Regions from separate parts of the Mus musculus genome. Here region 1 is linked to region 2. The links are chromatin contacts, found by Hi-C or POLR2A ChIA-PET in ENCODE. All regions are on one chromosome and are shown on one strand. Each heading gives the region's core, a stretch centred on a gene start or an enhancer-like site at or near the end of the contact. The rest is flanking DNA. Distances are from core to core; before and after follow the strand shown. Region 1 holds the start of Slc35b1 (solute carrier family 35, member B1). Region 2 holds the start of Fam117a (family with sequence similarity 117, member A).

What was found. A loop is a pair of places that touch in the nucleus more often than their neighbours do. ChIA-PET counts read pairs that join two places held with the same protein, here RNA polymerase II (POLR2A).
Region 1: a map of heart shows a loop between it and region 2 (2.7-fold over the local background). The contact joins the promoter of Slc35b1 here to the promoter of Fam117a in region 2. A Hi-C loop is called at or near these places in 6 of 37 maps with a recorded cell type or tissue (gastrocnemius and heart). POLR2A ChIA-PET finds 5 or more read pairs at or near these places in 4 of 5 experiments (Patski and embryonic stem cell).

Annotation. Positions count from the first base shown.
Region 1 is chr11:95,383,559-95,386,758 of GRCm38, forward strand. It overlaps Slc35b1 (solute carrier family 35, member B1), which reads left to right and starts at 1,298. Exons shown (of 9, transcript NM_016752.3): 1 at 1,298-1,555; 2 at 2,243-2,346; 3 at 2,928-3,058. The coding sequence starts at 1,452.
Region 2 is chr11:95,335,562-95,338,727 of GRCm38, forward strand. Fam117a (family with sequence similarity 117, member A) reads left to right here and starts at 1,457. Exons shown (of 8, transcript NM_172543.4): 1 at 1,457-1,700. The coding sequence starts at 1,505.

The sequences.
Region 1 (3,200 bases), core at 48-2,547, 48 kb after region 2:
AGGGGACTTGGTGACCTGGTGTTAAGTCTTGCTTTTGCAATTCTAGCAAAGCAGGTGAAGACCCAACTGTTAAATCAGGGAGAAGTCCATGGATGAGACCAAAAATAGGAAGAGGTGTGGTGTGGTGTGGTGTGGTGTGGTGTGTGTGTGTGTGTGTGTGTGTTGCTTCATTGGAGAGTTGGAAGGTCTTGAAGAAAATTTACTTAAGAAGTTGGAAGGGAGCCAGGCAGTGGTGGCGCACTCCTTTAATCCCAGCACTTGGGAGGCTGAGGCAGGCAGATTTCTGAGTTCGAGGTCAGCCAGGTCTACAGAGTGAGTTCCAGGACAGCCAGGGCTACACAGAGAAACCTGTCTCGAAAAACCAAAAAAAAAAAAAAAAAAAAAAAAACACTCGGAAGGGAGGTAAAGAGAAAAGGATTGTAAATTCAACATTATTCTACATAGCAGATTCGAGGACAGCCTGCGCTACATGTGATTATGTCTTTTGTTGTTTTTTAAAAGGCATTTCAATAAATTGAATTTTTCACCTCGAAGAGGTGAGGAAATACGATTAGAGTTGAGAAAATATGATGACTAATACTCCAAACTTGCACAGCACACTTAACAGTTTATAAAACACTTTGGTAAACCTTAGCTCATTTAATCCTCACACCGTTCAATGAGTGACAGGGTGGTTATTACTAATTACCCCTCGTTTGCAGAGCGAGAAAACTGTAGCTCGGAATTTAAGCAACACGTGATGTGCTGCCTCTAAGTGATAAGAGCCCTGACCTATCACAGAGCCTGCCCGGTGGCTCCCTGCCCAAAGAAGAGGACCTGGACTTCTTAGCCAGGTCTTGAACACAGGGTAGACAGGGTTGGAGTCGCTAACGTTGGGCAGCGGCTAGAGGGCGCTACGGCTCTATGAAGCGTTCTTGGCGTTAGGACCCAGCCGAGGCCTGACAGCCAACTGCAAAAAAAAAAAAAAGCCTTTAATTCTCTTCTGGCCTCACCGCCTCTTTCTCCGCCCATCTGTCTATTTTCGCTCTGCGGAGCCAATTGATAACATCCACATACTTATACGTCATCACTATACGCCGCGTAATCGCCTAGGCCTCCCCACCGAGCTCCAGCTTGTAGATGTCCTCGGCGTTGCCTGATCGGAAAAACCTAAAAGAGGAGACAATAACCTCGATATGGCTGGCTTTCCTGGCCACCAGGAATGGAGCCAAGATCTTAAAGCCTTCCTTCTTTCCTAGAACGCTCCTGCCGGGGCAGGAGGCATTTCCCTCTCGGAAGCTCTGAGCTGGCATATCTGGAGGTAGCTGCTCCGGCCTACGAGCCGGCGGTCGCACGCAGCTCCTATGAGGTCCCTGCCGCCGGCCGGCGATGTCCGCCTGGAGCTTTCGCCTTCGCCGCCGGTACCGCTACCTGCTCTGAACGGATCTTCGGCCGACTCGTCCGTGCGTCTCATGGCCGCTAGTAGATCCCTGGTGCCTGATCGGCTGCGCCTGCCGCTCTGCTTCTTGGGTGTCTTTGTCTGCTATTTCTACTATGGGATCCTGCAGGAGAAGATGTGAGCAGACCCTTGAGGGGGCAGGACTCCTAGCATCCCCCAGCCAGGGCCGGAATTCAGTCTCCACCATCCATTTTACGGTCTAGTCTTCAGGCTTCCTGTGTCTGGTACAGGGTTTTCTCTTCTCCGGCTCGGCCCTCTGACCTTTTTTTGCACCCTGCTATTATACATTGCTAGCTGAGCATCCTTGTAATTCTAAAATTTCAGGGCCGGCCTCTGGAGTTTTAGAACGCGATTTTTTTTTTCCCTTTAGATATTTTTACTTTTGTTGATTCCAAGAGTGCTCCGTGACCTGAGCCAGGTCTTATTTTATTTTATTTTTAGAAAGCCCCGAGGTGTTTGCAGACCGTTAATCTTCTTGCTCTGGGTCTTGCCTTTTTTTTTTTTTTTTCTCCTACGGGGGATACTTTTGTTCAGCTGTCTTGACTTTTTTTTTTTCTCCTACCTGTGTCCTTTACGGATATTTTTTCCTTAGGCTATGGTAGCAGTAGGTTGGCGTCTACTGTTTAGACTTAGTTTTTAGGCTTAAATCAAATCGTCTCCTTTGGGTAAATGAGCTCAGTAATCCTTCCTAACTCTAACTACACCCACAAAAGCATGATACTTCCAAAGCTCTCAGTGGATCTGAACATACTTGATGCCACCGAGTAGCACACACTAATTGCTTTTTTATGTGTTTCGTCTTAGCACAAGAGGGAAGTATGGAGAAGGACCCAAACAGGAGACATTCACCTTTGCCTTAACTTTGGTTTTCATCCAGTGTGTGATCAATGCTATGTTTGCCAAGATCTGTGAGTACCTCATAGTAATTTGTTGGGCTCACTCTCCTTCCTCCCATATTCTGGGCATAGACGTGGATTCATCTTTAAAAATCAAAGTTTTCCCTACCTCCACACCCTTGAGTATTTAAACAGCTTCTCTACAGACTGTAAAACCAATGGCTGTGAAATGAGATTAAAATATTAGGCCTCTAAATTATACCAACTTTTTAGTTGGAGACGACTGGGCCGTCTATATTCCAAATCCCCATTGAAAGCCCTTAGAACATTTTCCCCTTTATCCCTTTGACTTCGCTTTGTGTGTCAGCTTCAAACATGTCTTTGTTCCTGTCAGTAGAGTTAAGCCATCCTTTCTTGAACTCAGTGAATCTCTCCCTCCACTCAGCATGTGGTTGTGTTAGGCTTAAGGGGAACTGGGACGATGAATAATTTTCAGAGATTTCCCAGCTTAAGAGGATAGAAATAGCGGTCTTACTTGACAGGCAAGTTCCTTTCCTATGGCCTCAACTTTTTGCTTAGTGGTCCATCCTTGCCCCACCGGGTTTCTCTTGTATGTTTTGTTTGTTTTTGTTTTATTTTTTGTCTTCTCCCAGTGATCCAGTTTTTTGACACTGCCAGGGTGGATCGCACTCGGACCTGGCTCTATGCTGCCTGTTCTGTCTCCTATGTGGGTGCCATGGTCTCCAGCAACTCAGCCCTGCAGTTTGTCAACTATCCAACTCAGGTGAAACCTCAGGGTGAGATGAGAGTTGGCTCAGAAATTGTGTGGACAGGACTAAGGGGATCTTCCCTCCTCTTCCCCTCAGGTCTGTGACTTAAAGGAAACAATCCTAGAAGGCTAGGGAGTGAGCTCAGTTAGTAGAGCT
Region 2 (3,166 bases), core at 207-2,706:
GCTTGAAGCAAATCGTTCAAACATGAAAGTAGTGTCTTTGCAGAGAAAAATCTTTTCACAGTATGTTCCTTTGCCTCCATGTTCTGTGTTCTGGTCTGATTTTAATATTCAGCCAACTGTTGCATTCCCACTCTGAGCGTTATCTGCTTTCAGTATTGGATCCCAAGGTACTCTCGCAGCACGCACACCCAGTTTACTCCCTTTCCTCTGATTAGTAAGTGTGGCTTCAAGGGAATACCTTTAAAAAAAATACTAAACTCGGTAGAGACTGAAATAGAAAGACAAATCGGTAGCAAGGTCAAAATTAGAATTCATAACTAAATATAAATCTAGAGGGAATTATCCAATTACTTGGATGGTCCCTTCTCACAGACAGTCCAGCGTTAATTGGCTCTGTTTCTTTTCCATATATAGAACAAAGTAGCAAGAGTAATGGATTTTTTTTTTTTGAGATGCATTGTTTTAATAGTATCTTAAATACTGCTTTTTCTTTTTTCCGAAAATGTGTTCACATATACATAGCATATAATTTTCACAGCTTGCCAGTATTCTCTTTGGGGACCATCTGGTCTTTGACTTGTAGGTCAGAGAGCAACTGAGCTGGAAAGACAAAGATTTCCTAGTGGAGTCACTATCAAACTTGATCAGATTTATCATTTACTTTGTTTTGCTAGGTACACTTACAATGGATGGTTCTGAAGGGAAATTCCCAGCTCCCTTTTAAAGGCTCAAGTTAATTTACAGACTAACAGCTGTTTTTATTGAGATTGGACCAGCTTCAGGAAGGGACTTGGAAACGTAGAAGACAAATGAGTGTCATGTGAGGCGAGGTAGCCATTAAATGTACGAATTTAATGCAAAGCTCATGCAAATGATAGGCAAACCTTCTATAAATTTATCGAATCTCAGTTTGGAGTTTGTCAGCTGCAGTGAAATCTCATGAGAATTGAAAACTAATGTTTTTTAGTTAAACTAAATGTAATGGCTTTTGAAGTTAGGCATTCTCAGTCCCATTGAAACTGCTTAGAGTTTGACACTACCACCTTTAAAGATTTCAGTAGTGTTTGATTCCAGTCCACATCCAGCCCCGCCCCCTGCACAGCCTGACATCACATGGCATATATTTGCATACTACCTGGGACTGGGTGTGACGATCCTCCCCTTTGAACCTTCTCATTGGCAGTGCTGAAGAACCAGCCCTCTACTGGAAGGTCCAATCGGCAGCCTTAAGGACATTAAAAAAAAAAAAAAAAAAGAAAAGAAGAAAATCAGGAGGGTGGGGGTCTTGACTTGATGGCTGAGCACATGGACCAATCATCCTCGGAAACAGAAGAGCCCCGCCATGGATTGGTTGAGGGGGAGGTCCTGGGACTCTGTAGGCCAATTAGAACTCTGGGCCGAGGGGGCCGGTCCGCGCCCGTAGGGCAGATAAGTAGCGGCCGCGGGGGTTGGGGGCAGTGTGGGGCTCGCCGTGGGGGTGAGGCGGCAGGTAGCCGGGTGGGCCATGTCCGGGGCCGCAGCGGGCGGCCGAGGCGGAGGTTCCTGGGGGCCGGGGCGCGGAGGGGCGGGGGGTCTCCGGCGGGGCTGCTCTCCACCGGCGCCCGCTGGCTCCCCCCGGGTCGGTCTGCAGCCACTCAGGGCTACGGTCCCCTTCCAGCTGCAGCAGCCTCACCAGCGCCGGGACGGGGGTGGCCGCGCAGGTGAGCCGGGTCCGGAGCGGGTGCTGGGGCGACGGGCTGGAGAGTACTAGAAGTAGATGGGAGGTGAGAGAAGAGAAAAAGGGGCGCTCAGAGTTCGCGAGGGCGGAGGGAGCGAAGGCGAGCAGCTGCGAACCTGCGGTGCAACTCCGGGACGGGGTGCCGGGTGCATGGGCCGGGGACCAGAGGGGAGGGACCTGGCAGATGGAAGCTAGCTTTGGGGGGGCGTAACCGAAAAGTGGTCCGAAGTGTCCGCCCGGGCGGTGTGAGAAGTGCTAGAGTGCGTGCAAGGAGTGTTGTGGGCGTCCGGAGTCGAGGGCTTCACTGGGAGCCAGAACCGGTGGGCGCTGGACGCCTGCTCAGTGAGGGGGAGGGGCATGGAAGAGAGCCGGGTGGAGCCATGTGTTACTTCTCCTGCTTGAGTTTGGCCCCAGCGTCTCTCTCTATGGCTCTCGAGTTCCTTTCTTCACCACTTCACGTGCGCTTTCACATTATGCTTCTTCCAGGAGATGATTTGAACTCAGCCCGTTGGAATAAGTTAGTTTAACGGCTTTTACTTCGGTGCAAACATACCTCTGTTACCGATTTTCTACATTCCTCTCGGGGTAGCCCCGAAGTTGAATGTTCCCATATCTCTGACTTGCTTAACATGGCTGTCTCTTTCCAGTTATTCTGTGCGTGTGTGCTTATGTACAGGAGTTGGGCAGTTTGCATCCTACTTCTTGCCTCCTCCGAAGGTGTTTTGCCCTGAGCATTCCCAGCCAACGTGGCAGTGGAGTGCTTACAATCAAGTATGCTGTGTTAAATACCCCACTTTCTGAACAGCGCCGAAGCAGTTTCTTAATAGCAGCTTGATGTGGTGGGTGTGGGGAAACTAGGGTGGAGCAAATTTAACCTTGCTTTCACACTTAAGGCTGTGATGGGACCCACAATTGCAGGCCCTTTGGAACGGAAAGGGAACCTACTTGCATGAGGAGGTTGGCAGTAAGTTAAAAGTGAAGTTTGCGTTTGATTCACACCAGATGTGAAAGGATCATTGCACACTTCCTAAGTCTAAGTTTGTACCAAATGTACAGAAGCTATGGTCCCTGCCATCCTACTGTGACAGTCCCTACACCAGTCTCTTGTGCTTTCTGCAGATGACTAAGCTTGGACATTGCATATCCTCTTCCTGAAGGTATTCTGTTACAGGAGTCTTGCTAGATAGGAATGGGATTCATCGGGTCTTTGAGGTAGAAAGCCAAGTCTATTTGGACCTCACTGTATGTGCTAGTATCACATTCTGGAACGCAGAACTTGATCAAATCTGGTAGCAAGATGGTGACCAAGTAGTCAAAGTATGTGTAGAATCTGGTGGTATAGAAGAAGGCAATGCCCAGACAAACTCGTGCCTATCGTCAACTATAAAGCAAACCACAAGACTACAAACCTGTTGGTTTTGTTTGGGCTTCCTTGAAACCCAGGGAAGC